Linked DNA regions of Mus musculus: region 2 is linked to region 1. A link is a loop called in an ENCODE intact Hi-C map of the cell type or tissue named here. Cell type or tissue: gastrocnemius. All regions are shown on one strand. Each heading gives the region's core, and the rest is flanking DNA. Links, peaks and the distances in the headings are about the cores only. Region 1 overlaps Ddx50 (DExD box helicase 50). Region 2 overlaps Ccar1 (cell division cycle and apoptosis regulator 1).

Region 1 (16,016 bases), core at 2,634-10,633:
GAGCTTCAGTTGAGGAAATGGCTCCATGAGATCCAGCTGTAAAGCATTTTCTCAATTAGTGATCGAGGGGGGAGGTCCCCTTGTGGATGGTGCCATCTCTGGGCTGGTAGGCTTGGTTCTATAAGAGAGCAGGCTGAGCAAGCCAGGGGAAGCAAGCCAGTAAGTAACATCCCTCCATGGGCTCTGTATCAGCTCCTGCTTCCTGACCTGCTTGAGTTCCAGTCCTGACTTCCTTGGTGATGAACAGCAATGTGGAAGTGTAAGTTGAATAAACCCTTTCCTCCCCAACTTGCTTCTTGGTCATGATGTTTGTGCAGGAATAGTAACCCTGACTAAGACAGTTGTATAGAAGGAATTATGGTATTATGATTGTTTAAGTCCCTAACATTTAAATATGAAGGAATACTTAAGACTGAAATAATGCCTGGAGTTTGTCTGTAAACACTGGCAATGGATAGTAAGGAGATGAAACAGAACTATCCACACAATTATCAAATTGGTGAAGCTGGTTATGTATGTATGGGAACTCAATTACACAATTTTTTAAAAAAAGAGTTTCTTTATCTGTGAAAGCAATTTGCCTACATGTATGCCTGTACACGGGTAGTAGAGTATCAGAGGTGGTTAGAAGGTGTCAGATCTCTGGTTTTGTGAATCTTCATGTGTGTGCTGGCAATGGAACCCAGGTCTTCTGTAAGAGTAGCATGTAGTCTTAACCACTGAGCTGTTTCTCCAGCTCCCAATTCACCGTTACATTTGAAATTATCTTTAATACATTTTTAATTATGGGTCAGGCAATATTTCATATTAAGAACGTCCTTAACTGATTTAAGGATGACAAATGACACTGTGTCTGTGTTTTCCAAAACTATTTTAAAAAACATTCTCAGCTATTTAATAGGTAAAAAAAATTTAAATACCTGTAATCTTTCTGACTCACTTGTAGGAACATCAAAGCAAACACCCTAAAAGGAAAATAAAAAGATTTTTATTTAGATATGAGTTAATTTTTCTAATTAATATTTGTTGAATTTTGTTCTTAAAAAATATGTATTCCATGACTGTAGGTAACAAATAAGCATAGATGACTTAGTACATAATGTAGTTTTTAATCTGAGATAAAATTAAATATAACTAGTAAGACTCTTTAAATACCTAGAATATTCTCTAGAAGACTTATCGTAGACACTATAGTTGTTCCATTTCTCTTAAAAATTAGTCCTTCTAGCTGGGTAGTGATAGCCCATGCCTTTAATCCCAGCACTTGGGAGTTTTGAAGATAGCCTGGTCGACAGAGTGAGCTCCAGGACAGCCAAAACTACCCAGAGAAACTCTGTCTTAAATGTTCCCCACCTCTCCCCTCCAAAAAACAGAAAGAAAGAAAATGGTTCTTCTAGCCGGGTGGTGGTGAAGAACACCTTTAATCCCAGCATTGAGAGGCAGGTGATCTATGGGTTTCAGGACAGCCAGGGATGCAAAGAGAAACCCTTTCCTGTCTTGTAAAGAAAACAAAAACAAATAATCCAAATGAAAATGGTCCTTCTGATTTCTTTAAAATATTAGTGAGAACTGGGAACACAGGTCTGTGGAATGGTACTTGCTTATGATATACAAGTCAAAGGGTCAGACCCTAGCACTGCAAAAGACTAAGATTCCAAAAGTTAAAACAGGGATAAGAAAGTTTTTCTCTCACAGAGTTGAGAGATAATAATAATTTCTAATAAACAATCTGGTTAACAGCTTTTAAGATACAACAAGTCTATAGTAATTTCAGACAAATAACAGTTCTCAAAACATTAAAAGAAATCTTAATCACTAAGATTAAGCTTTAAGATGGATAGGTAGCCACACCTTTAGTCCCAAAACTCAGAAAGCAGAGGCAGATGTATCTGAGTGTGCCAGCCTGATCTACATAGTGAGTTCCAGGGCAGCCATGGCTATGTAAAGAGACCCAGTGCCAAAAAAGGAAAAACAAACAAAAAAGCTTTTCATTTTACTGTAAGTTTTCATTTTACAAGTTCATTTTACTGAAAGTTACTCAGGAACATGTTTGTTATCTTAGAAGTAGAATGAAATTAAGCAAGAGCTCAAGGCTAGCCTGGGCAATAATGAAATATTGCCTCACAGAAAAAGATTATCATTAATCTTGTTAACAACCAATAGCAGAGTACAATAAATAATCTGTATTTCCAAGAGCTGTTTAAACGTTACACACATAAATTAGTCTTAAAAAATAAACACACACAGTAAGTATGCCATAGCAGGAATTTAGATCACTTAAGTCTTAGGGTTAATCTACTTGCAATCCTAACATTCATTAAATGGTCCTGGGTTCAAGGCCAGTCTGGGCTACATAGGAATACCCTGTCTTAAAGTAATTATAGCAACAAAAACTTAAGTATTAGTCAAAACAGAATGACATGAAGCTCTGAAGGAATATATCATTTATATAAACCCACAATTGTTGGGAACAATCCAAAACTGTGATAAAATCGTATTAATCATCCATAAAAAGAGGAGGAGACAGATCATTGAAGTCTTTTTTTGTTTGTTTTGGTTTTGGTTTTTGGAGACAGGGTTTCTCTGTATAGCCCTGGCTGTCCTGGAACTCACTTTGTAGACCAGGCTGGCCTCGAACTCAGAAATCCGCCTGCCTCTGCCGGGATTAAAGGCGTGCGCCACCACGCCCGGCTGATCATGGAAGTCTTATGAACATAATCCTACCATATTTCCTTTCAGGAGGCACATTCTGGTTACGTGAGACACAGCATTACTACTGAGCTTTCTGTTAAGTTCCTTCCAAGCGCAGCTGACATCCTGTATTTCTTCTGGGCTCTCCAGAGTCATGGTCACAAACCCCTTTAGAAATAAAAGTCCTATTAGATTTGGGAGAAAATCAGCAGCAGGACAATGAAGTTTGACTACGGTGCTTCCTGAGTCAACTACACAGGTCCCATGCAATATCTGTGTGGTATCTGAGTGCCAACAGCACAACATGGCTATTGAAAACTAACTTCACTGAAACTATACTAGAAGACTACTATTTACATGTTCTGTACACTGCTCTTATAGAGCACACAGAGACTATGTCCTACACATTACAAGACAGAATTAGATCAGAACATCACAGGAAGAGTTGGGAGGAAAAGTAGTAAAGTAATCAGGAAATGTTAAAAAAGCAGTTACTTAGCAGTGAAAAAAAGACATCAATATCTTTAAATTTTTGGAGGACTACCACATAAAAATAGTGACGAGTTCCTACAATGTACCAGAAACCACATAGGGAATAAAGATTTTATGACAAACAGACCTTCCTCTCCTGGACATAGCCTTCTTGTGGGGAGTTGAGGTAGAGATAGTAAGAAAGTTTATACAACACCGGCGATAAGCGGCAGGAAGAGTAACCCAAAAGGGCTGGGAAATAGAAAAAAAAGGAAGAAGAGGACCAGGATAATCAGGAAAGATTTCTCTCATATGGTGATATCTGAACAGAGACCAAAATAAAGGAGGAAGCCAAAATAAGAGGAAGGGGGCCGAGAAAATGGGTAAGCATGAAGAGTTGCAAGAGTTGGTAAATGAAGAAGGTAGGTCAAATAGATTCAGATAACTGGAGAAGTCAAGAGAGTGATAAAAAATGAAGTCATACCAGTAGCAAGCAGAATACCCCGCAGGACATGCACTACAGGTCATTCATTGTAAACATCAGGGCTGGAGAGACAGCTCAGTGGTTATAGAGCACTGGCTGCTCCTCCATAGGACCCTGGTTCAATTCCCAGCCTCTATAAGGTAGCAGTCCCAGGGACCTGATACTCTCCACTGGCTTCCTAAGGCATTGCATGCATAAGGTTCAGGCAAAAACTTAGACATGGGGTGAGAGGGAGGGAGGGAGGGAGGGAGGGAAGGGGAAAAATTTCAAGCCATTAATACCTTGTTCCCAAAATACTTAATTACAAGTCAAATGACCTATCTAATAAATGGTTGGTTCTTGGTCAGGCTGGCCTCAGACTTGCAGTTCTCCTACCTCTGCTTGCCAAGTACTGTGAATGCAGATAAGCATTTCTGTGGCCAATCAAAGAATTTTCACGGGACAGGGATTAGCTATAAGTGACCTCAAAAGTACCTTAACATTGTCTTTAAAAGTACAGTTTAAAAATTGTTTTTTTTTTTTTTTTTTTGGTTGTTTAGTTTGACAGGATTTCTCTGTACAGCTTTGGCTATCCTTGAACTCAGAGATCCCCTGACTCTGTCTCCTGGGAGAGGCACTACCACCATCTGCCCTAAAAATTGTTTTTGTATTTGAGAGGCTGAAGCAGAAGAACTGTTGTGACTTCAAGTCCAACCTGAGATATATAAGACTTTATCTCTAAAATAAAATAAAATACACCAGATGGTACACAGTGGTGCATCCCTGAGCAAGGGGAATCTCTGTGAGTTCTAGGCCAACCCAGCCTGCACAGTGAATTCCAGGCCAGCCAGGGGTACCCATGGGGTTGATATTTCTTTTTTGGCACAAGTTTTCGGTATGTAGCCCCGGATGGCCTAAAACTTTTTATGTTCAACAGGCTAGTCTCAAATTTGGAAGTCCACTGTCTCTGTTTCCTGAGTACTGAGATTACAAATATGAGCTACCTTTTCTGGCTTTTCTCCTGGTAAATATATTTTATATATTATATTTTATTGTATATTATATAATATTTATATTTTATATTTGATGAAATTTTAGGGATGGTCTATCTACTCAGTGCTAAAGGATGACCATATACATTACTATTCAGAGAGTAAAATAGTTTTAAAATGAGTTTTATAAGGCAACTGATATTCCTACCTCCCTTGTCCCCTTTTAAGGCTCATACCCCCTACCTCAACCCCACTTATATCCCAGTTAAAGTAACAAATCTGTGACCCATTTGCAACGAATGGCTGTGGTGTGGTATATCTGCTATCTGACACTAACCTGGAGGCAGGCCATATGAGTGCCACGCATATACTCACTCAAGCACGTCAACACCCCTGCACATCCTTACTTTGCCTCACTTTGCAGATCCTTGGCAACTAACAAAATGAAAACTCCAGCTTCAGTTGGTACCACACGGTACAAAATAAGGACTTTCTTTTCTTTATCTAGAAATCCTTCAGACACTTTTGTGAAGATAAAATAAACTAAATTCCTAGGAGGCAAGGAAGCCACAAGCCATGCCTGTGCTTAAGATTCTATCAGGGTGGCTGACAGATAAAAACTTAAGTAAGATGGTATATTGCAAATCCAGAGCAAAAATTATATTTGGAATTTTTTTATCTCCCCACTTCAACTTCCTACTAGCCTTTCAACACCTACCTCTGTATTTGACCTAACAGTCTTTCAACAGTCCAGTAAAACAAAACCCAACAAACTTCACAATCTCAGCAGACCATAGCTTCTATGAATCTGATAGCTGTATCATCAAATGATTTCCTCACCTGGCTATAACCCGCCTACCTGATGTCCCTAAGAGTGTATGTAGCAAATTTTCTGACATGACTTTCTTCTGTGACGATGAAAGTAAATGAGACCACTTCTGTGGTGGTACATATCCTTCTTGTCAAACTAAATCCAAATCATGGTAACTGGCATACAGCTCAAAACTAAACTACTTCATATTCCCTTTGGAGTGAGAGCTATGCTTTGTATGGACAGAAGCAAATCTACAGATATTATTAACATGGAACTATCTTTGTTAGCAGATTAGACTGTGATATTTTAATTAAGTAGAATGTCATTATTTTTTGAAGATACAAATTAAAATATTTAAGAATAATGCCTTCATGTTTCAACTTTCAAATAGTTTACAGAAGAATGAATGTAAAACATAGGTTACAGAATACTAACAGCTGTTGAATTAATGTGGATGGTGTTTATTTTACTAGTATTTCTCCCTACTGCTTGGATTGCAGGCTTGTATATCAGATGAGAAGAGGAAGAGTTTTCTAGACCGAAAAAGGGAAACAACAGCAACAACACCCCAATATACTGAAGAAATCAATGAAGCATTTCAGTGATGTGCTATAACCTGCTACAGCTAAGTTTTAACCATATCTAGCCAAATACCACTTCACACTTTTCTACCTTATCAGAAGTTATCAAAGATCGTGGTTCAAAGCTTGATGCACCAGAAATGTGAGCTAATGCTGCAGCCAATGCATCCACTGCCCCCTTCTCTTCTATCAGTCTTTGAGCTGATGGTCGGAAAAAATCAACAGCAGCATAAGAAACAGAAGCCAGAGACCTGTGGTTTAAAAAAAAGTAAATGTTCTTGGTCAGGATACAGGGGAAAAGGTAAAGACAAAATCAGGAATGGGAAAAGTAACATTTCATAGAATAATGTAACTAAATGTCTTCTGGTAAAGCCCTTGACTAGCATTTTCTCAAGTTTGGACTAGGAGAGCTTACAGATGAAAGTCGACTACAGAAGAGGGGTTACTCAGCAAGGTCAGAAAGCGTACCTGATGGCATCCATGCTTTTAGATTTAACTAAATCCATTGTAGACGGAACACCTACACGTTTAAAAGTAATTCCCTGAAAATGAAAGAATTATATTAAAGAAAAAGGAAGTCGTCATTGTTAATTTCTAAATTAATATAGTTTGTTGAATTTCCATTTTTTGGACTTAAAAGATTACCAAGCCCTAGCAGAGGAAAAGAAATGCTTTTTCTAACAAACCATCTATAATCAATTCCAAAAAGACAAAATAAAAAAAAAACTTAAAAATTGTCCCTTAGTTATTATATCATGGAACTTCACTTGCAAAACAAAGCTGATTCAAAAAGAGAAAAGAAAGTCATTTCAATCTGTCAACATTGTTTACTACTTTCATTTCATAAAATATAATAGTATATAAAAATTAACAAAATTGATAAAATACGAAAAACTACAAGAAAGTACAGACCATAAAAAATGTATTTTTTAATAAAACTGGCTATTGTATTATCAACCTATCTAAAATAGCAATGCTAATTAAATCAGCTACCCATTTATAATGTTTAGATGATACTGAAACCATTAACACACTTTCAACTTTTGTATTAAGGGAGAAATTAAAAAACAAACAAATAAACAAAAAACCCCCGGAGCTTGGTTCTGTGAGGGCTCAATGCCCGGGTGTAGGGGAATGCCAGGACCAAGGAGCAGGAGTGGGTGGGTTGGTGAGTAAGGGAGGCAAGGAGGGGATAGGGGGTTTTTGGATGGGAACCCAGGAAAGGGGATAACATTTGAAATGTAAATAAAGAAAATATCTAATAAAAAAAGAAAAAAGGAGTATGTCAGATCTTCTGGCTTCACAATAGAAGCTGTGTAAAGCAAAGTCTTGCAGCCAATATAAATGAAGCTGTCCAGATGCTTGACAGCGAGATGCAGCTGAAGCTGAGGAATGATGGGAAGGTTTATTTGTGAGAACAAATATAAAAACTCTCTTCTAAGGGATCATTTAGATAACAAGCATGAAACAATTTCAATTTACTTACAGCTTTCTGCTCCACATATCTCAGTTGACCTCTTTCCCTTGGTTGATAAAAACATACACAAATTCCTGTCCGGCCAGCTCTACCTGTGCGTCCAGAGCGATGGATATAGGATTCAACATCCTATTAAAACAAAAAGAAACTTCATTTTACAAACTTGACAAGCAAATCAAGCCATAATTGTAATCAGTACTAAGGAGGCTGAAGCAAGAGGATTAATCCAAAACTATGGCCATCTAAGGCTGAGACCTTGTCTCAAAAACACCAAAAAAGCCAGGTGATGGTAGTGCCTTTAATCCCAGCACTCAGAAGGCAGAGGCATGCAGATCTCTTGAGTTCAAGGCCAGTCTAGTCTACAGAATGAGTTCCAGGACAGGCAGGGCTACACAGAGAAATCCTATCTCAAAAACAAAACAATCAAAGTCACAAAAGAAAAAACAAAAAAACAAAAAAACCCAAACAACAACAACAACAACAACAAAAAATTAGGTCTGGTAGTACAGGTCTTTAATTCCAGTACTTGGGTGGCTGTTGAAAAAGACTTTTGGGGCTGCCTGGTCTAAGACCATTTCTCAAAAAAAGCAAACATAAATTCAATCCTTCTATACTTTAACAACATAACAAGTAATTTATATGCTAAAATTCTATTAAATAAATAAAAGATATTATCCAAGACAAGAACAAGGACAACAACAGCCATGCCAAAAAGGGAAGAAGGAAATCTCACAGAGCCCTAAACAAGAAACTACAGACAATGAAGGAATGCTAAGAGCAAGAGAAATCGTCTTTCTCAGGGAAGAGGCCTCCAGTTTGGTTATATAGCACCAAGGTCAATCCTAAAATCATACACATGAGAGTAGCATAAGGACTGAGCAGTTATATTTATGTATTTAGAAGTGTGTGTGTGTATACAAAAAGAAGAGGTTATGAATTTGGGAAAGCAAGCAGAGTATCTAGAAAAGGTTAGAGGAAGGGAAAAGAAGCAAAAAATTACATAATTTCATTTTAATTTAAAAGACTACTTATTTATATACACTAGAGTTCAGTATATGAAACTTTGAGCTCTGCATGTTGTCACCACATTCTTTGGCTTGGGATTCGGTATGTATCGATACACAGCCTGGACTATACAGTGTCCTTCAGCCTGTGCCTCTAGAGTGCTAGAGTTGTATGTGCCACCATGCAAACAATGCAGCTACTTATTGACAAGGGAAGGCCATCTGAGCCCATGTAATACCATGCTAACAAGACATATTACGATCAACAACACATGAAAGATGGAGGTTCCACATCTTAAGCAATACTCTGTAAATAAGGCAACACTTATAAAACTTGTTCTAAAACCACATCCCATGTCCTACCTGTGGAGGAGAACTCTGAATCACTAGGTCAACCTCAGGAATGTCCAAGCCACGAGCAGCCACATTGGTTGCTACCAAAACTTTAAAACTACCTTCTCTGAAGCCTTTCAAGGTAATTTCTCTTTGTGACTGTGCAATGTCTCCATGCAAACACTGAGCATTCTATTAGAAAAAAAGAAAAAAATTAAGTGTATGGATCATACCTGAAACTGAGTATCCCAACACCATTCAGTCTGAACTCTTGTGGGTTCTTTTCCAATTTTATCTTTAATTACAATGTATTTTTTAAAAGATTTATTTATTTATTTTATGTTTATGAATACTCTATAGTTGTCTTGAGACAGACAAGAAGAGGGCATCAGATCCCACGACAGATGGCTGTGAGTCACCATGTGGTTGCTGGGAATTGAACTCAGGACCTCTGGAAGAGCAGTCAGTGCTCTTAACTGCTGAGTCATCTCTCCAGCCCAGAATGATGTTTTTTAAAACCTTTTTCAAAAAGATGTATTTACTTTTATTTTATGTGCATTGGTATTGTGCTTGCATGCATTACTACATGAGAGTATCAGATCTAGATAAGGGGACAGTTGTGAGCTGCCATGTGGGTGTTGGGATTTGAATCAGGGTCCTCTGGAAGAGCAGTCAGTGCCCTTAACTGTTGAACCATCTCTCCAGCTACAAAGTATGAGGTCTTTAAAACAAACAAAACAAAAACAAAACAAAACAGGGCTGGAGAAATGTTCAGTAGGGAAAGACATTTGCCACCAAGACTGCCAACCTGAGTTAAATCCCTGGGACCCATGTGGTAGAAGGGAAAACCAGAATCTTGTAAACTGTCCTCTATCTCCCACACTCACACTGTGGCATGTGTCCAGGTGCATGTACACTAAATACATAAGTAAATGTAAAAAAATTCAAAACCCAAAACACCCCAGAAAATATACTGCATAATATATGTCTTATTTAATATCAGCCTCCTAAAAAATAACTGCTAATCATTAGAAGGATAGTCTATAACTTCTATTGTATGTCCACAGTGCCAGGGTTTGAATCCTTTGTCGTCCTAGTCAAATACTGCCTAGAGATTAACAAAAGGCTCTATCACTGAGCTACACGCTAGACTGAAAATTGTCTAGTACCTTGTTTTTGTAGACAGCCTTAAAATGTTGCTGCCTGAACTAGTCTCAAACTCATTATCCTGCTGCTTTAGCTTCTTAAATGCAGAGATTCTAAGTACCACATGCCCAGGTTTTCTGTTTGTTTAGGTCTATTAAAAATTTTAACAAGGCGTGGTGGTGCATGCCTTCAGTTCTAGTACTTAGAAAGCAGAAGCATATTTGAGGCCAACGTGGTCTAAAGAGTGAGTTCCAGGACAACCAGAGCTACACACAGAAACCCTGTCTTATAAAACCACACACAAAAAGTAAGTTTTAATAGTTTTAAAGATTTTATGTGTATCGGTGCTTTACCTGCATTAATGCCTGTGCATCACATTTTGCACCCTCAAAAGTCAGAAGGGTATCAAACTGGAGTTACAGATGGTTGTCAGCCACCCTGTGGGCACTGGGATTCAAACTCAGGTTCTCTCGAAGACCAGCAGCCATTGTTCTTAACTGTTATGCCATTTCTCCAGCCCCAGTAGGTTTTTTTGAGTATGAGCCCAGGCTGGTATTCAATTTGCTACATTCCTACTTCTACCTTCTCAAAACTGGGATTATAGGTTTGCTGTCATAAGTGGTTGGGACATCTTTGTTCTTTTAAAAATAAATATAGGAGGCCAAGGTTCTGGTAAACGCTTTTAATCCCAACATGCTGAGGCCAAGGCAGGCAGATCTCTATGGATGGCAAAAGCTCACTAGTCTGCTAATCTAGTCAACAAGGGATGCTGTCAAACAAGGAGGAAAGCACTGACATCCACAGTTGTCCTATAACTCATCCTGGTACAGATACCGAATATTTATTTACTCATTCATTCATTCATTCATTGTCTCTCAGACACAACACACACACACACACACACACACACACACACACACACACACACACACACACACACAGAGACAGATAGGAGAGATGCCTCAGTAGTTAGAAGCACCTGCTCTTAATGCAGAAGACCCGAATCAGTGCCCAGGCCCTACACAGTGGCTCATAACTGAAACTCTGTGATATCTATGCTCACTTCTGGCTTCTGTTGTTACTGCATGCATGTGCTACACATACATGCCTATATGCAAAACACTCATACCCACAAAATAAACATGAATCTTTTAATAAAAACAAAATACAGCCAGGTGGTGGTAATGCATGCCTTTCCAAGAACTAAGGAGACAGAGGCAGGGGAATCTCTGAGTTTGAGCCCAGCCTGTTCTAGGGAGTGAGTTCCAGGACATCAAGGGCTACACAGAGAAACCGTATCTCCAGGAAAAAAAAAAAAGCAAATACATACATACCCTCTGTCACATAATTCATTAACTTGTATAGGCTACAAATTTGTGCCTATAAAAGTGGCATCCTACACATGTTGTTTTGTAATCTAATTTATAAATTTAATATAAGCTATTTTTGCTATCTGTAAGTAGAGTACCATTGAATTTTTTAAACTGCAAGCACTTTTTTCATATAGATGCAAAAACTTATTTTATCAGTATCTTACCGATAAACATCTGTGTTATACACACACTTTCACACAAACAATGTTACAATGTGAAACCTTTTACTTAAATTCTTTGGCCATTTATATGTATTTCAGGAGGATACTTACCTAGAAATTGAATTTCTGGGTTAAAAATAATGAGTATTTGAACGAGTAATCCATACTTGAAAGAGTATTAACAAGTATGGCTAAGCTCTTGGATTCAATATCCAGAACAAGAAGAATTTTAGATTCATGTTTAAATGTATGGGTGTTTTGCCTATATGTATGTCTGTGAACAGAATGTGTATAGTGTCTATGGAGGCCAGAAGGGGGAGGGGCCTTTAGATCCCCATTACTGGAGTTACAACAGTTCTTAGCTACCGTAAGTGAGGAGAATAGGGCCTGGGTCCTTTAGCCAGTACTCTTAACTGTAAAACCACATTTCCAGCCCCTTGCATTTTAATTACTATTGCTAAACTATTACAAAAAAATTATTGTACCCACTTAACCTTTTAATGTTCTGCATTTATTTCATCATACTCTAACCAACAATGCCAGTATATTTTAAATCATAATCCTTGTTAATCTAATAGGTCAATATTATGTCAAAAATCTGCTTTTGTATAACTTTTGACGTTTGTTTTAATGTTCATGGTTATTTGCACACATGTATGGGTACCACATGCATAAATGGTGTTCAAGAAGGCAACAGATTCCCTCAAACTAGAGTTATAGATGGGTGTGAACTGCTACATGAATAAGAATAGAAACCAGGAGCCGGGCAGTGGTGGCGCATGCCTTTAATCCCAGCACTTGGGAGGCAGAGCCAGGTGGATTTCTGAGTTCGAGGCCAGCCTGGTCTACAAAGTGAGTTCCAGGACAGCCAGGGCTATACAGAGAAACCCTGTCTCGAAAAACCAAAAACAAACAAACAAACAAAAAAAGACTAGAAACCAGGTCTTCTGAAAGAACAGTCAGTGTGCTCTTAACTACTAAGCCATCTCTCCAACTCTGTATTTTCTGCAATTTTTACTAGGCTAAACCTACTTATGCTATACTGACACCTGTGCCAGAAATACTTTTCCTAAGTTTGTGTACACACACACATACACACAGGTATTTTGCATGCAGGGATGGCACATGCAGTGCCCAGTGGCCAGAAAAGGGTGTCAGAGTCCCTGGAAATGGAGATATAGACAGCTGTTAAGAAATCGACTGACATAAAAGAAGAAACTTGACTAAGAAGTTTGGGCGAAAAATCTTATACATAAATGCTACCTGGGTTATAAACTACAAAATATATAGTTAAGAGATTTGAGATAGAATAGAATTAAAGAACATCGTCCTGAAAAACCAAAATACCGCCCCCCAAAAAACCCTGACTCAAAAAACAAACAAACAAAAGAACGTGGTCCTGGAACAACAGGAAACAACCAACTGAGTGTAAGGAGAACAGTATCATGGACAAATTTACATTGAGGAGGAAGACCCTGGAGCCAGTGTGGTAGTACAGAGCTTAAATCCAAACACTCCAGAGCCTAAGGCCAGCATGGTGTACATACGACTACCTTATTTATCTGTTTGTTTTTCCAAGAGTTTCTCTGTGTAGGCCTGGCTGTTCTGGAACTCACTCTGTAGACCAGGCTGGCATCAAACTCAGAGATCTGCCTATCTCTGCCTCCCAAATGTTCCACCATGCCTGGCTTACTCATTCACACATCTTTTTAAAAAAGTGCTTGTTTTATGTGTACATCTAAGTGCCTGCATGTACGTATGTACTCCAAGCGCATGCCGGATGCCTTTGGAAGCCAGGGGGTCAGATTACCTGATACTGGAGTTAGACAGTTGTGGCCCACTATGAGTGTTCGGAACAAAGCTCATGTCCTCTGCTGAATCAGCAAATGACCGTAACCACTAAAGTATCTCTCCAGCCCCAACAAAACAAAATCCTTATCTGACAGTGACTGGTTACAGAAAACTGAAGAGATGATGCTGATAACCAAGCAGCTTTGTAGGTGCTAAGAGTTCATGCTGGAGAGCAGAGGAAAATGGTATTTATGTTCTAGAATCAGAAAAGACAGACTTGGTCCTGACAAAGAGGCAAATGTGAAATATCCTCAATTTAAAATTGCTTTTTAAAAAACAAAACTGAAGCCGGGCCAGTGTTGGCGCATGCCTTTAATCCCAGCACTAGGGAGGCAGAGCCAGGTGGATTTCTGAGTTCGAGGCCAGCCTGGTCTACAGAGTGAGTTCCAGGACAGCCAGGGCTATACAGAGAAACCCTGTCTCGAAAAACCAAAAACCAACCAACCAAACAAACAAACAAACAAAAACCAACAAAACTGTCCATTCTTGTTCAGAAGATGAGACTCAGTAATTATTTCCATCTATACATATATTGGCTCTTGATCAGTAAATTACTAATATAGAAAAAAACTATATGCTTATGAAAAGTATGTTAAATATGGACAGGTTGGGATTTCTTATTTTTTGTTCCATCAAAAGCACTGGTTACATGAAACAAATTACTACTTCCTGTAGTTGTTTCTTATCTCATAAAAAAGTATCATATCTTGTATATGTCCTCCAAAATGTTAGGGAAATTTTCTAGTCATTACTAAGTCAGAAATTACTTTTAGTTGGTATATAGAATAACTACTTGGGAGTTTAATTTGTGAGTGTATAAAAAAAATATTTAGGCAACACCACTTCTGTGTGTTTGTTGATTGCTTGATTTTTTGTTTTCTCAATCATTTTTAATAGTTATTCACTTATTCTATGTATAAGGGAATGTACAGGCCATGGCATTCCTGTGGAGATCAGAATTCAATTCGATGGCCTTTAATTCAGAGATTTGGCAAGTTAACCACACTCACCTTATAATTCACTCTTATAATACAAGCTTAAATTTTACTGATTCTTACCAACTAAAATTGATTGTCAACTTTCATATTTTCTGGATCATATTTTAAATGTCTTGTAAAAGGGATGGCTCACTGCGTCAGCCTGAGAATTAAGTTCAAATCCCCAGAGCCAATGTGAAAAACCAGGTGCTCATCCTGTAACACAAGTGTTAGGGGAGTATGGTAAGGACAAGTGACAGGGATCACTGAGGGAATGCCACTAACTGGCTTAGCAGTTAAGACACCTGCCTCAAGTGACTGAGGCAGGAAATGATAGAGCAGGATACTTCATGTCCTCCTCCTCCGGCCTCTGTGGGTCTGTGCATACATGCTTATATGCACATACATACAAAAATAGCATCTTAATATTTTGCTAATGAAAACTTAACAGAATTCCCTCCTAACATCATAGTATAAACTTCAAAAACATAAAATTTTATTGTGATTACTTTAAAGATTTATTTTACTTTCAATTATGTGTATGTGCATGTCTGTGTTTGGCTTGTAAAAATGAGCAGTACAGGTGCCCAAAGAGGATTCCCCTGGAACTGGAGTTACTTATTTGGGTGTTGGGAGGGAGTTGAACTTGAGTCCTCTGGAAGAGTGGTTTATTCTTTTAAGGGTGGAGGGATCTCTTCAGTCCCATATTATGACATTAAATTTCTTGGGGCTGGCTCAGTGGTATACTTCTTGCCTAGCATGCAGAAAGCCCTGGTTTGATTGTTAGCAGAAGGGAAAAAACAAATAAACAAAAATACCTATTATGACTTAATATATGAGAAAAAGTTTGCTACAATGCCTCTCTGAATTATTCTATTTTGAAGAGACTATCAATTTTGGTCTATAAAGAGTAATGTGCATTTTTGTCTAGAGATACGTACGTCTCTATTATCTAGGAAAAGCATAAAGAAAGCTTACCTGCTTTATGTGTGGATTCATGGCCATTTCAGTAACATTCTTCTTAGTTTCACAGAAGATAATAGCTCTCCCTTCAGACCCACTGTAGACCTGAAGGACATCTCCAATAACTGCTGGTCTCTGAGACCAATGGCACTGGATAGCCAAATGCTTCAAAAGAAAAGGCAAAATATCTATTTTATCAAAAATTATCTTTTAAAGAAACTGAGGATACAAGCTTAGCTGGCATAGTGTGTGCCTGGCATAAATTTAGTTCTGGGTTAGATCCCTAACACTGCAAACCCGGAACCAGTGACACATAGCTGGCCAATAATCTCAAGGCTAGCCTAGTCTAAGAGTGAAACCCAGTCCTAAACAGACAGAAGGGTTAGGGATGTAAATGAATGATAGACCATTTCACTAACATGCGTAAGCTCTGGGGCCAATCCCTAGTGGCTGGAGAAAATGAAAATATGTATTACTTGAATTTATGTAAGAAAAAGTCAGACACAAAGTATCATATTGTATGTAACTGCAATTATATGAACTATCCATAACAGATATATCCACAGAGGAAGATTCGCTGTTGCCAGGGTAGACTAGGGAAGGACAGAATGGGGACCGATTCACTAAGTTCCAGAGCTGCCTTCTGGGATAAGGAAGACAGAAGTGTGGTTATGGATCCGAAATACAATACTAAATGATACTGAATTATACATACGACC
Region 2 (15,287 bases), core at 6,874-14,873, 110 kb after region 1:
AAAAGCAAAACAAAACAAAACAAACAACAACAAAGAAAAATTATTCAACTGGTTAGCCGACAATGAAGAACCTGGAAGATGGAAAATACATTTTATGGGGAAACTAAGACTCAAGGCTGGAACTTCTCCAGGTTCCTTCCACAAACAGCAGTATTCTAGGGAAGGGAGCCTCTCTGTGTCTCATTTGCCTGCCAACCTGGACTACATGGGACCCCGTGGCTTTTGTTTGTTTGTTTGTTTTTGTTTTTGTTTGGTTTTGTTTTTTCGGGACAGGGTTTCTCTGTGTAGCCCTGGCTGTCCTGAAACTCACTCTGTAGACCAGGTTGGCCTCGAACTCGAGATCTGCTGCCTCTGTCTCCCGGGAGCTGGGATTAAAGGTGTGCGCCACAGCCACAGCAGACTCAGCCCTGTGAGACCCGGTCTCTTTTCTCAAACGAAAACAAAATAACATCTGTCATTCTGGGGACCGGTGTCAAGAGCTTTGGGAGTTCAGACCAGTGAAGAAGGTGAAGCTATCTCATCCCAGAGAGGAGAGAACGGGAGGCTAATGGCTTGAATTGAATTGAGGAGTGATACATGCGCATGCGTGCCTTACATAGCAGCCACTTGCCTGAGTCTAGTCGACTGCACCTCCCCAAGCCGGTCCCCGAGGCTGAGGCGATTCAACAAGGGTCACTGCAGACTACTGTAAACCATTGCTGCCTTAGAGCTTGAGTTTAACAGAGATGGGGGAGGAGCCCCCAGCATCAGTACCACATGGCATCAGGTCGCAGGAAAAGTACCAGGTTCTTTCTCCCTCCCCACTTCCTAGGCACTGTGTAACCCCCAACCCCTACCCAAAGAGTCTTGCACAACAGAGAGTGACCCCATCCCTGCCCTGAACAAGATTCCATTTCTAAAGTATGACAGGTAAAGCTTGGGGCTAGATGGTGTTTGACCCAGAAAACTGTACGTGCTGTGCAATCATTATCGTGAATGGACTTGGTTTTGAATACTCACATCTGCCTCATTGGAAGGAGGACACTCGGTGTTCTTCACATTGTGACCCCATCATCCTTCCCCTCCTAAAAGGCATCAAGGACACTGGGCTCTGGCCACTCAGCATCCCCAGTTCCGAGGACAAATACTCCCATCGGCTTACACAGGTTTTGCTTTTTGTTTTTTAAAGATTTATGTATTTTATGTATATGGGTCCGCTGTAGCTGTACAGATGGTTGTGAGTTTTCCTGTGGTTGTTGGAAATTGTATTTAGGACCTCTGCTTGCTCCAGCCGGCTCTGCTTGTTCAGGACCAAAGATTTATTTATTATTATACATAAGTACACTGTTGCTGTCTTCAGACACACCAGAAGAGGGTGTCAGACCTCATTACCGGTGGATGCTGGGATTTGAACTCAGGACCTTCCGAAGAGCAGTCAATGCTCTTAACCACTGAGCCATCTCGCCAGCCCTACACAGGTTCTTCTGCTTAGAAAACCTCTCCACTTTTGGTTATGTTTTTAATGTGTATTACGTGTGCCTGCATCCATTCATGTATGTGCAGTGGTGCACGCTGATGCCCAGGGAGCCCCAAAGAGGACCCTGGATCCCCTGACACTGGAATTACAACCGTGGAGAACTGCCTCATGTGGATGCTGGAAACAGCCTGGGTTCTCTGCAAGAACAGCAAGCACTAGCCCCCGGGCCATTTCTCCAGGCCCCTTTCCACTCTTCTATCAGCTCCTAAAAATCCCTGACACATCGGGAAGGTTTCATGTGCTCTCAAGCACATTGTTAACGCTTTTATAACACGTGTGTGCTGGGGGGTATGACACAGTTACTGTAATCAGCAGCTCCCAATGCATCCCCGCCTCTGGCTCCTTGCCTGGCAACTCACTCAGCCTGAGTCAGACCTAGTCGTTACTTTGTGTAGGGGTCGTTACTGTTTTGCTAGCCTTCTTGTGGTCTGCTTGTCACCACCCAGAAGAGTGCTTTGGGTTGGGGACTCCATTGCCTGGCTACCCGATAGTCAGTGGCCAAGGCAAGCCTCAAGGGACAGCCCCTCCACTCACTCGAGCATGACATCTGTACGGATAACTTTAAAAGTTTGTAAAGGTTTTATTTTCATGAGTGTGTGTGTGTGTGTGTGTGTGTGTGTGTGTGTGTGTAGTGCAGGTGCTTACAGTTGTATGGAGAGCCACTCAGTGTGTTAGGAACAGAGCTCTTCTGGAGGCCCACCTGCTGAGAATGTAGGCATGACCATGTGTCTTAGTCAGGGTTTCTATTCCTGCACAAACATCATGACCAAGAAGCAAGTTGTGGAGGAAAGGGTTTATTCAGCTTACATTTCCACATTGCTGTTCATCACCAAGGAAGTCAGGACTGGAACTCAAGCAGGTCAGGAAGCAGGAGCTGATGCAGAGGCCATGGAGGGATGTTACTTACTTGCTTGCTTCCCCTGGCTTGCTCAGCTTACTTTCTTATAGAACCAAGACTACCAGCCCAGAGATGGTCCCACCCACAAGGGGCCTTTCCCCCTTGATCACTAATTGAGAAAATGCCTTACAGCTGGATCTTGTGGAGGCATTTCCTCAACTGAAGCTCCTTTCTCTGTGATAACGCCAGCTGTGTCAAGTTGACACCCAAAATTAGCCAGTACAATTGACCCCTTGTCAACTTGACACACAAACACATCACTAGTAAGCCTCAACCCTTAGTTCTTATTCATCCCCAAGGTCTAAATAACTTTAAACATCCCACAGTCTTTACATATTAAAAGTCCAATCCTTTAAAAATATCCAATATCTTTTAAAAATCCGAAGTCTTTTTATAATTAAAAGTCTCTTAACTGTGGGATCCACTAAAATATTTTCTTCCTTCAAGAGGGAAAAATATCAGGGCACAGTCATAATCAAAAGCAAAAATTAAACTCCAACTGTCCAATGTCTGGGATCCAACTCACAGTCTTCTGGGCTCCTCTAAGGGCTTGGGTCACTTCTCCAGCCATGCCCTTTGTAGCACACACGTTGTCTTCTATGCTCCAGCTGCCTGTAGTCCACTGCTGCTGCTGTTCTTGGTGGACATCTCATGGTCCTGGCATCTCCGAAACACTGCATGACCCCTTCAGTCCTGGGCCATCAATTGCAACTGAGGCTGCACCTTCACCTATGGCCTTCCATGGCCTCTTACAGTGCCGAACCTCAGCTGCTCTGCATGACCCCTTCATGCCTTCAAAACCAGTACCACCTGGGTAACTCTTACACATTACCAAGTCCAGCCACAACACAAGGTATAACCTTGGCTATCTATCTCTGGAACACAGCCTCTGTGCTTTTAGAAAACATTTCCCAGAAGATGTCACCTCAATGATACTGGTCTCTTCTTAATCACTGCTAATTTCTTAGCTCCAGCTAACCCCAGTAATGCAAAGTTTTTGCTTTAGTAGTCTGGCATCTTGTTAATCACAGCTGATTCTTCAGCCCCAGCTAACCAGAACTACAGAATCTTCACAATCAAAACAACAATGGCCCTGAAAAGAGTCTTTAATTTTCCCTCTGAAATTTCACAAGCCAGACCTCCATCTTCTGCACTGTTCTCAACACTATCTTCCAAGCTCCTACCACAACATTTGACAGAGTTCTTAACACCGAATGGATCTTCAAGCCCAAAGTTCCAAAGTCCTTCCACAGTCCTCCCCAAAACATGGCCAGGTTGTCACAGGAATACCCCACTCCTGGTACCAATTTGTCTTAGTCAGGGTTTCTATTCCTGCACAAACATCATGACCATGAAGCAAGTTGGGGAGGAAAGGGTTTATTTAGCTTACACTTCCATGCTGTTCATCACCAAGGAAGTCAGGACTGGAACTCAAGCAGGTCAGGAAGCAGGAGCTGATGCAGAGGCCATGGAGGGATGTTACTTACTGGCTTGCTTCCCCTGGCTTGCTCAGCTTACTTTCTTATAGAACCAAGACTACCAGTCCAGAGATGGTCCCACCCACAAGGGGCCTTTCCCCCTTGATCACTAATTGAGAAAATGCCTTACAGCTGGATCTCAAGGAGGCACTTCCCCCAACTGAAGCTCCTTTCTCTGTGATAACTTCAGCCTGTGTCAAGTTGACACAAAAAAACCAGCCAGTACACCATGTGATGCTTAGAGCAGACTTAGAAGCCATTTTCTTTTCTAATATGTATTTATTTTAGGTGTTTTGGTTTGGGTGACAGTGTCTACCTGGATGGCTGAGGCTATCCTGGAACTCCACCATGCCTCCAACACTGCCTCATAGTGCTTTGGTTTTAAGACGGTGTATTAGTCAGGGTTCTCTAGAGTCACAGAACTTACAGATAGTCTCTAGTTAGTAAAGGAATTTATTGATGACTTACAGTCGGCAGCCCAATTCCCAACAATTGTTCAGTCGCAGCTGTGAATGGAAGTCCAAGGATCTAGCAGTTACTCAGTCTCACGCAGCAAGCAGGCGAAGGAGCAGGAGCAAGAGCTAGACTCCCTTCTTCCAATGTCCTTATATTGTCTCCAGCAAAAGGTGTAGCCCAGATTAAAGGTGTGTTCCACCACACCTTTAATCCCAGATGAAAGGCATAGCCCAGATTAAAGGTGTGTTCCTTAACTCGGAGATTCAATCTTCTGGAATCCATAGCCACTATGGCTCAAGATCTTCAAACCAAGATCCAGATAAGGATCTCCAAGCCTCCAGATAAGGGTCACTGGTGAGCCTTCCAATTCCGGATTGTAGTTCATTCCAAATATTGTCAAGTTGACAACCAGGAATAGCCACTACAATCCACCCCTTGTCAACTTGACACAAATAATATCTCATGTTCACATGAAACAATAACAAGGTTGTAAATACGCCTAACATGATATAACTATCCCTCGTACAATCGCAAACGCATTAGTAAATTTACAATGGGCATTCATATTACTTTATAATCCTCGTTTCTGCAACTGGTTACGTGGCCTTAATTGGTATTTATAACTACCTTCCTCTACTACCCATTCTGTATTTCCTTCACCTTCAGCCAGCACCTCAGCAGGTCTTGGCTCTTTTCCTGGAGGATTGACCCATACCTTCATTCCTGATGGGTCTGCGTCCTTTGTCATCCTGCTTGGATTAGGCTGTTGTAGTTTCCCATTGACTTTAATCACAGGACATGGTAGTACTAAGAGACGCCCTAAGGGATCTCCTGCACTCCAGACATAATCTTGCTTACCACCATTGTGAAGAGGTAATCCAATTTCCCCATGGTAATCTGGATCTATCACCCCTCCTAACACTGTTATTCCTTTTTTAGCCTGTTGGTTTAAGGGCATTAGAAGCCCAAAATGACCAGGGGGAAGTCTGAGCTTCCAGTTCAATGAAATGTTTGTTGTAGCTCCTGGTAGGAGCACTCCCCTCTCTGGAGCCAAAACTTCTAAGCCAGCAGAACCTAGAGTTATGGGGACAGGAAGCAAAAATTTTCCTAGAGGGTCACTAGGAGTGATAGTAAGTGGAACTATTCCGTTTTCCACCCCTTGATTCCTGGACCCATGAATCCTGGCTATGGGTGAAACTGTACCATATATCGAGCGCTGATTCAAAGCATATACTGCCTTCTGAAGAACTCTGCCCCAGCCTTCCAAGCTGTTACCACCTAATTGGCGCTGTAACTGCGTCTTCAAAAGGCCATTCCATCTTTTGATAAACACCTCAGCCAACCATTCAAACAAACTTTTGACACCTTTTTTAACCATGCGAGCTTCCGTATTAAACCTAGAATCTCTACTCAGAGGACCCATGTCAATAAACTCAGCCTGCTCTAGTTTTATGTTCCTTCCACCCTTATCCCACACCCTTAAAATCCATTCCCACACATATTCACCAGGTTTCTGCTTGAATGAATTAGCAAACTCATTAAGCTCCTTAGTAGTGTAGCGAATTTCCTCATGGACTATACTTTCTACCTCCCCTCTAGGAGCCTGTTTTGCTTTGAGTCTGGTTACAGGTCTAGAAGAAACTATTGGTGGGCCGTGAGCAGACTCTGCAAAATTAATTTCCTCATGTGGGGAAGGCATTATTTCAAGAGGTGGGGCTGAGGGTACTACTTCCTCAGGTGGGGCAAACCCTCGAGAATCTGAGGATTCAAAATTCTCAGCTTCAACATGGTCTTCCCACACATCCCCGTCCCATGTTGTAGGATCCCATTCTTTGCCAATTAGAGCCCTTACTTTAACTGTCGACACACTCTGAGGCTGAGACTTGAATTTTCTCTGTAGTTCAGCCAACCTTACAATGAGAGTTTCTGTTTGATTTTCTGCAACTTGAGCTCTATTGCTACAAGAGAGAAGATTCTCCTCAAGGACACACTTAGCAACTTTTAGATCGTTTACTTGTGTCTGGAGCCTTTCGATTTTATCACACAACTCCTTCCTTTCATTCATCATTTTTTCCACAGATACTAAGAGCAGCCAGCCAGTAAAATCATTTTTCGATTTTTTCCCCATCTTGTAGAAAGCTTTGTGCACTGAATCACCTAATTCATTAAGAAAATCAAGGGCATTAGCTTCTTTAAGTTCGGAATATAGTTTCAACCATGGGTCTTCAAAATTCTCTGAGCTCCCAGGAGGGAGAGAATCTGGAGAGGTTTCAATATTTGAAAGTGCTGGTGGATCAACAAGCCAATTCCAGTATTTTAAAAGATTCATCCTTGTACTTCTGTTACTCTAGAACCACTCCTGGTACCAACTTCTGTATTAGTCAGGGTTCTCTAGAGTCACAGAACTTACAGATAGTCTCTAGTTAGTAAAGGAATTTATTGATGACTTACAGTCGGCAGCCCAATTCCCAACAATTGTTCAGTCGCAGCTGTGAATGGAAGTCCAAGGATCTAGCAGTTACTCAGTCTCACGCAGCAAGCAGGCGAAGGAGCAGGAGCAAGAGCTAGACTCCCTTCTTCCAATGTCCTTATATTGTCTCCAGCAAAAGGTGTAGCCCAGATTAAAGGTGTGTTCCACCACACCTTTAATCCCAGATGAAAGGCATAGCCCAGATTAAAGGTGTGTTCCTTAACTCGGAGATTCAATCTTCTGGAATCCATAGCCACTATGGCTCAAGATCTTCAAACCAAGATCCAGATAAGGATCTCCAAGCCTCCAGATAAGGGTCACTGGTGAGCCTTCCAATTCCGGATTGTAGTTCATTCCAAATATTGTCAAGTTGACAACCAGGAATAGCCACTACAGACGGGATCTCAGGTTGCAGCCCAGGTTGGCTAGGAAACTCTCCCAGTATCTGAGCTTCTGACCCTGAGCTTCTGACCCTGTTTCCAGCTCTCGAGGGCTGGATGACAGGGATTCCCTCAGGACTGGATTTATACAGTGCTCAGGCCTGAGCCACGCCAGGCCCTCTACCAAGTGAGTGGACCTTTTGTTGTTGTGTTGAGACTAGGTTTCTCTGTGCCCTCGCTGTCCTGGAACTATGTAGACCTCATGAAGAAATCCGTAGAACTAATGGAGATCAGCCTGTCTCTGCTGGAGTTAAAGGCATGTGTCCCCACTGCCTGGAAATAAATGTGTGTGTATGTATGTTTGTGTATAAGTATATAAGTGTGAGTGTGTGTCAATGTGTGTCAGTGTGTATATGAATGTGTGTGAGTGTGTATGTGTAGAGTGTGCAAATGTGTGTGTGGATCTGTGTGTGTGGATGTATGTGAGTGTGTGTGTGAGAGAGTATGTGTCTGTGTGTGTGGATCTGTGTGTGTCTGTCTGTATGTGTTGGGGCGTCTGTGTGAGTGTATATGAGAGTGTGTGTGTCTATGTATGTGTGGATCTGTGTGTGTAAGTGTGAGTGTGCGTCTGTCTGTATGTGTGTATTTGTGTGTGTCTGCTCCCCCCACCCTTACACTCTTCATTACGTTGTTTTACAGCAAGTTTTCATCACAAAACAAACCTGAGAAGAACTCTCACTTCCTCAAAGGGAGACATGAGGTTTTGCCAAGCAACTATGGTGAAGAAAGGGCAGAGAGGTGGGTGGGGAGCAGAGGCTGAAGGGACTGGGACAGATTGTCAGTGGGAGGTGATTCGAGGGGCATCAGACTGCCACTGCCTGCAGGGGCACACTGGGATGGACTCTGACTCCCTGCAGAACAAGCCTGGGTGACACAGCTGGCCTTCCTGCCTGAGGAGCTATGAAAGCTAACTCTCTAACTGCGGGTGAAAACCACCCCTCCACATCACCACTAAAATTAGGGTCAGAGGGCAAGTTTCAGAGCCTGAAGAAAAGCTGGGATAGCAGCCTATCCAGGGACCTGGAAGCTGAGAAGTAATCAAAACTCTTTTGTGAGAGACAGAAAAAAAAAAAAAAAAAAAAAAAAGCAGATTAACCCTTCACATACAGGCTGTGGGGAGGAGTGAGGAAGGGAGGGAGGGAGAGAGCACTTAAGAACTTGAAAGAGCATGTTTTTTCTCCAGGCTTCTACAGCAGAGGGTGCAAAGTTGGGCCACACATCCCTATGTTGACCTGCAACTCCCTACAGAAAGAGCCCAGATCTCAAAGGAATGTTTCCAGTGGTTTCCAGGGAAGCCTCATGCCCCGGAGGGAGTGCCTTCTCTTTCCTGATTCTCACTGAGGTACAGGATAGAAGAATCTTAAGAGACTCTGTCCTGGACCCATAAGCTACTCGGTTGGCAAGCACATGTGCACTCCTAAGCTCCCTTCTCACTTAGTTAATTCTTGTCTCGCTATGAAGCCCAGGTTGGCCTTAAATACACGGTGGCTTCACCCTCCAGAGTTTCGGGGTTACAACTGCATACTACCAACTCCAACTTCTTTAAACTTAGAATAGGAGCCTGTGACCCTTTAGTCATCTCCTCATTCCCTAGAATTCCCACATAGTACTGTCCCAAATAAAATGGTTCCTTGAATAAAAGAATAAAGGACAGAAGTATGAGGCAGGATGCCTGGATCAAATTGGTTCCGAAACCCTGGTCTGGGACTAATTAGGGCTATTTCAGTCAATGCTTTACAGAAGAGTTAGGTCTGGCCAGGCAGTGGTGGTGCATGCCTTTAATCCCAGCACTCGGGAAGCAGAGGCAGGCGGATTTCTGAGTTCGAGGCCAGCCTGGTCTACAGAGTGAGTTCCAGGACAGCCAGGGCTACAATGAGAAACCCTGTCTCAAAAAAAAAAAAAAGGTAGTAATAGATAAGGTTTACTCTCAGAGTCCCCACATATGCCTACAGCTGAGCTACCATGTGGAGCTTTCAGCCTCTCGGGGACTCAAGAGCACCAGTAACTGGGGGCTCTCCATATGAACCTTAGTCAGGGACCTACATCCATGGGACAGTGAAGCCCCAAACAATACTTCTTATAGTTTTCTTTTGAGGTGGGAGATGGCATTTGTAAGCAGCCTAATTTCATGTTAGAGTGTATGAAAATGTACTGGAAGTAATTCCACATGCACATTATTTTAATAGGATGAAAAGGGTCTAATAAAAACTGGGGGTTTAGTGTCCACACTTTCGTTCTTGAGTTTCATGTGTTTTGCAAATTGTATCTTATATCTTGGGTATTCTAAGTTTCTGGGCTAATATCCACTTATCAGTGAGTACATATTGTGTGAGTTCTTTTGTGATTGGGTTACCTCACTCAGGATGATGCCCTCCAGGTCCATCCATTTGCCTAGGAATTTCATAAATTCGTTGTTTTTAATAGCTGAGTAGTACTCCATTGTGTAAATGTACCACATTTTTTGTATCCATTCCTCTGTTGAGGGGCATCTGGGTTCTTTCCAGCTTCTGGCTATTATAAATAAGGCTGCTATGAACATAGTGGAGCATGTGTCCTTCTTACCGGTTGGGGCATCTTCTGGATATATGCCCAGGAGAGGTATTGCAGGATCCTCTTGTAGAACTATGTCCAATTTTCTGAGGAACCGCCAAACTGATTTCCAGAATGGTTGTACAAGCTTGCAATCCCACCAACAATGAAGGAGTGTTCCTCTTTCTCCACATCCTCGCCAGCATCTGCTGTCACCTGAGTTTTTGTCTTAGCCATTCTGATTGGTGTGAGGTAGAATCTCAGGGTTGTTTTGACTTGCATTTCCCTGATGATGAAGGATGCTGATCATTTCTTTAGGTGCTTCCTAGCCATGCAGTCTTCCTCAGGTGAGGAGGAGAGGAAGGAGGAGATTGCTTAACCCTTCTGTTGTTGAGCAATAGAATTCCATGTGAACTGGTAAGAAGGACACATGCTCCACTATGTTCATAGCAGCCTTATTTATAATAGCCAGAAGCTGGAAAGAACCCAGATTCCTCAACAGAGGAATGGATACAAAAAATGTGGTACATTTACACAATGGAGTACTACTCAGCTATTAAAAACAACGAATTTATGAAATTCCTAAGCAAATGGATGGACCTGGAGGGCTGACCAATCATAATAACCCACCATAAAAAGAGTATAAAAGAGCTGTGCTTTTTGAATCCGGGGTTGACTCTCCCTGCAAGGCTGAGCAACCTCACACACGTATCAGAACAACAAACCTCTTGTCATTGCAGTGATCTGTCATCAAATTGTGTTTTGGGGAGGTCGCACCTTAGGGTCTTACAGTGTGTGGCCATGTAAGTGCTGAGAATGAAACCTGGCTCTCTGGAACCAAAGCATCCTGCTCTTAACTGCTGAGCCAACTCTCCAGCCCTTCAGGGCCACAATATATACAATCTCATTATATTATAATACAATCTCAGCATTCAAGGATTAGAGGCAAGAGGTTAAGCTTGAGGTCAACTTGGGCTACAGAGACCCTGTCTACAACTATTTGTTAATATGCAGACTGAAATGGTGTGCTGTTGAAATTGCACTGAATGCAATCATCTGAAGACACTTGGGGTCCCAGTCGATTGAGAATAAAGCTGACCAAGCCTTGGAACAGAAGTAAGTCGGGTGCTGAGGGCTAGTGTTAGCACAGGGGGAAGCTCATTGTGTCACACATTCAAGCTCTTCAAGTGATGACTGGTCAGCTGGCTCTTGTTCAGAAATAGCAACTCATCTCCTGGAAACCGTTGATGTCAGGCAAGCAAATGAATACTGAACTGAAACTGGTAGAAAGCCTCAGGATAAAGTAACAGATGGCTTAGGGAAATGGCACAGGAGAGGCCTGGGCTAGTGTTTTTTGTCTCCAGTAAAGAAAGAATGGTTCAAAGTAGGTTTTCCTTTAATTAAATATTTATGTTATAGCTAGAAACAGCAAGTGCTGGGTTTTATTTTTATTGTGTGTATGTTTATGTAGCCTGGCTTACAGTTGTTTTATGCATCTAAGAAACAAATAGCTATTAAATATTAATCTCATGTTAGTAGATTCTGTCCTTTTCCTGATGAAACACAAAGGCCAACAACAGCTAGTGTTCAGAGACACAAGATCTAATAGCAGGAGTGGGAAGCTGGCCAGGCTCAACAAAGGGCTGCATTTACAGTTACAGGCATTAGGTGATGTGAGTGCCATTTACCTGGTGTCTGCAAAGAAATATATCTAAGGATTATCTTTAAAACAGTCTGGAAAAATAAGAGGAAAACGCACAGAAAATGCTAAATTCAGCTCTATCTTACCTTCATGTGAATAGAGTTAAGACATGGTCAATTATAATTCCTTGAAAACATTTTTTTCCAGAATGAGTGGAAATCAAAAGAAACAAAAGACCTTAAACTGAACAGACTAATTTAAGTTATATTGGAATACAAAGTGAATTTATAATTATAAACATTGCTCAGAATGAATAGAATAAAAAATAAACATGAATGTTTGCATGGTTCATGATATTTTGATTTTTGGGTGGTTGTGGGAACATAATCATGTTCAAGACAGGGATTCTCTGTGTAGCCCTCACTGTCCTGGAAAAGTCACTCTGTAGACCATGCTGTCCTCCTACTCAGAGATCCACCTGCCTTTGTCTCCTGAGTGGTGGGGTTAAAGGTTCATGACCATTCATGTTTCCAGACTTCAGATAAACCAATAATGTATTTCCCTCGAAATAGTATTTCAGGACAAGTTCTCATTTGCAGGGTCATATTAGCCAATTATATGTGTGTATGTATGTATGTAGATATATATTCATATTCAAATGGCCAGTCCTAAACACATGCATATAAGTAACATTATACACAGATTTAGCAGGTTGCCTTTATTTATTTAGGAATGTGTGTATATAACAATTAATGAAAAGACCATGTATTTTAAAGAGAATAAGGAGAACTTATGGGGCTGGAGAGAGGGCTCTGTGGTTAAGAGGTCCTGAGTTCAAATCCCAGCAGCCACATGGTGGCTGATAACCATTTGTAATGGTATCTGATACTCTCCTCTGGTGTGTCTGAAAGCAGAGACAATGTACTCATATAACAAATTAAAAAAAAAAAAAAAAAAGGAAGCCGGGCGTGGTGGCGCACGCCTTTAGTCCCAGCACTCGGGAGGCAGAGGCAGGCAGATTTCTGAGTTCGAACTCAGCCTGGTCTATCCTGGTCGAAATAAATAAATTTTAAAAAAAAAAAAAAAAAGAGGGCTTGAACAGTAAATCACTTACTTAGACGATGCCCCCCCCCCGCCCCTTTTTGGTTTTTTGAGACAGGGTTTCTCTGTATAGTCCTGGCTGTGCAAAAAAACCAAACCAAACCAAACCAAACCAACCAAACAATAACAACAATAAAAACAGAGGTGTATCTATATGTCTAAATGCCCTCCTTGTGACTTTTTCCCCTCAGGGGTTGGGGAAGGTCTGTCACTATAGTCCAGGCTTCTTGGAACTCTTGATCCTCCCTGCCTCAGCCTCCTGAGTGCTGGGAACACGGGCTTGAGCAACCACACCCAATTAACAGTTCTTAACAGTATTTTTAGGGATGTTTGCCTAGTATGCACTCATCCCTGAGTTTAATCCACCCCTCCATTATGTAAGACAGAGAGCATCAAAACAAACAAAATGAATTGGTTTTTTGTTTGTTTGTTTGTTTGTTTTTGAGTCCTGGAACTCACTCTGTAGACCAGGCTGGCCTCAAACTCAGAAATCCGCCTGCCTCTGCCTCCCGAGTGCTGGGATCAAAGGCGTGTGCCACCACCGCCTGGCTGTTGTTCTTCTCCTAGACTGCATCAGAACCCAAGTGCCAAAGTGCTTCCCCACTGCCACACATACATGCTAATGAGGGGTCAGCATATAGAAAACTGACCAGAAGACTAGGAATTCAAGGCCAATCTGGGCTACCCAAAATCCTGTCTCAAACAAACAAAAAAGACTGGGCAAGGTGGGCCAGAGGTAAGGGTTGTCGTCAAGCCTGACCATCCATCCAAGTTCAGTATCACTTCTAGTCTCAAACCCAGGCTGCTCTTGAACTTTGTGACTCTCTTAGCCTCCAGGATAGTAGCATTACAGTTGTGAGCTACTGTATTTTATCTCTGGCTGTATTGAGAAGCCTGCCCCCATGCCTCTCCCCATCCAACTGTGGGCTCTCTATAAGACAAGGGAAACAACTTGTACAGTAGTTGAAATGAGATGCCTCATACATTTCAGGCATTTGAATACTTGGACACCAGCTGGTGTGGCTTGGTGTTTTTTTTGTTTGTTTGTTTTTTGTTTTCCCCAAGACAGGGTTTTTCTGTATAGCCCTGGCTGTCCTGGAACTCACTTTGTAGGCCAGGCTGGGCTGGCCTTGAACTCAGAAATCTATCTGCCTCTGTTTCCCGAGTGCTGGGATTAAAGGCATGAGCCACCACTCCTGGCTGGTGTGGCTTTGTTGAAGGAAGCATGTCATTGAAGGGTGAGCTTTAAGGTTTCAAAAGACTGGCACCACTCTGCGTGCACCGTTTCCTGCTTGCAGCTCAGGGTGGTGGCTCTCAGGGGCTCCTGCTGCCATGTCTGCCCATAGCCACATTTCCCAGCCATGATGGTGATCCCTCTATAACCCTTCTTTCTGAGTTGCTCTGGTCATGGTGTTTCACCACAACAGGAGAAGACATCAGAGCCCCTAGAACTAGAGTTATGGATGATAATAGGCCACGATGGGGGTGCTGGGAATTGAACCCAGGTCTGCACAAGAACAGCAGATGCTCTTAGCTGCTAAGCCATCTCTCAAGTATCTCCCTCTTTTATTGAGATTTCTATTTATTTCTGTATGGGTGTTTTACTTACATGATTGTCTTTTGCACTATGTGTATACAAAAGCTTAAGGAGGCCAGAAGAGTCCACTGGAGTTATGGGTGGCTCTTAACCACATGTCATTTCCCAGATGTCCAGTGCCTTTCTCCCAGACACAGTCTCACTCTATAGGTAGATGTCAGGTTGCCAGCTCTGGCAACAGGCATCTAAGCCTTCTTGAGTCATTTCAAAGTCCATCCTTCAATATACTTTTAATGTCCTTGTGTTTCTGAAACGGGGACTTATTTGCCTAGGGTTGCCCTGAATTTCTAACTTCTGGCTTCTACTTCCTGGGAAATGAGATTATAGGTATAAATGACTACACTTGGGTTATAGGAGATTCTGTCTCAAAACAAAACACGGGGCTGGAGAGATGGCTCAGCAGTTAAGAGTACTGACTGCTCTTCCAAAGGTCCTGAGTTCAAATCCCAGCAACCATAAGGTGGCTCACAACCATCTGTAACGAAGTCTGACGTTCTCTTCTGGAGTGTCTGAAGACAGCTACAGTGTACTTACATATAATAAATAAATAAATCTTTTTAAAAAAAGTTCAATGTTAAAAAATAATAATTCCTAACAGTGGCAAAATTACCATTATAAAAAGAATCCACCAAGATTCTGAAGGAACTACACAGATTAATTAAAAAAATATTTTTAATTAATGACTTAAGGCATCAATCATACTGACAATCTACTGGCTTGTCACTAAACTGTACATTTGATGTCCACTGCTTCTTTTTTTAACTTCTCAAAATTAAGATGGAAGTATTCAGGGCAAGTAAAACAATGTACCGAGCGCAGCAACAGTGCCGTGAGGACCATGACTCTAAGCTCTAAGCACAATGCTAATCACTGTCTTCGGTGCAGGGCTTTAGATGCAGTCTCTTTTGGATTAATTGCATTGTTTCTGAGATCAGGTCTCATTATGTAGACCAGCCTGGCCTCCAACTCAAAACCTTAGGATTAATGGAATGTGCCACCAGGCCCAGTCTAGGAACAGACTTCTTAACAAGTACATTTAAATGCTGAAAATATTAGTTCAAAAAGTTGCAAATATTAAGGAGCATGCTATTTTATGATTTATACTGAAACTAAAAAATGAACTATAAAACTAACAATAGTTGTATAAATAAAAGCAGGTT

What was found. A loop is a pair of places that touch in the nucleus more often than their neighbours do. Peaks named below come from ENCODE experiments on the same cell type or tissue, not always from the same donor. Only the 100,000 strongest peaks of a DNase experiment are listed, where the experiment ranks them.
Region 2: it touches region 1 in a loop (2.5-fold over the local background); 12 of 42 quality-filtered maps call a loop at or near these places.

What each region holds. Positions count from the first base shown.
Region 1 is chr10:62,618,665-62,634,680 of GRCm38, forward strand. It overlaps Ddx50 (DExD box helicase 50), which reads right to left. Exons shown (of 15, transcript NM_053183.3): 8 at 15,313-15,462; 9 at 8,857-9,018; 10 at 7,499-7,618; 11 at 6,481-6,554; 12 at 6,104-6,263; 13 at 2,725-2,859; 14 at 921-965. Among named protein-coding and RNA genes, the nearest start is that of Ddx21, 24 kb to the left of the region's middle. In gastrocnemius, for the core only: no CTCF peak of the experiment used is centred there; no DNase peak of the experiment used is centred there.
Region 2 is chr10:62,729,147-62,744,433 of GRCm38, forward strand. It overlaps Ccar1 (cell division cycle and apoptosis regulator 1), which reads right to left. Exons shown (of 25, transcript NM_026201.3): 25 at 14,782-15,287. Among named protein-coding and RNA genes, the nearest start is that of Stox1, 11 kb to the left of the region's middle. In gastrocnemius, for the core only: no CTCF peak of the experiment used is centred there; DNase peaks (open chromatin) are centred at 10,992 and 11,412.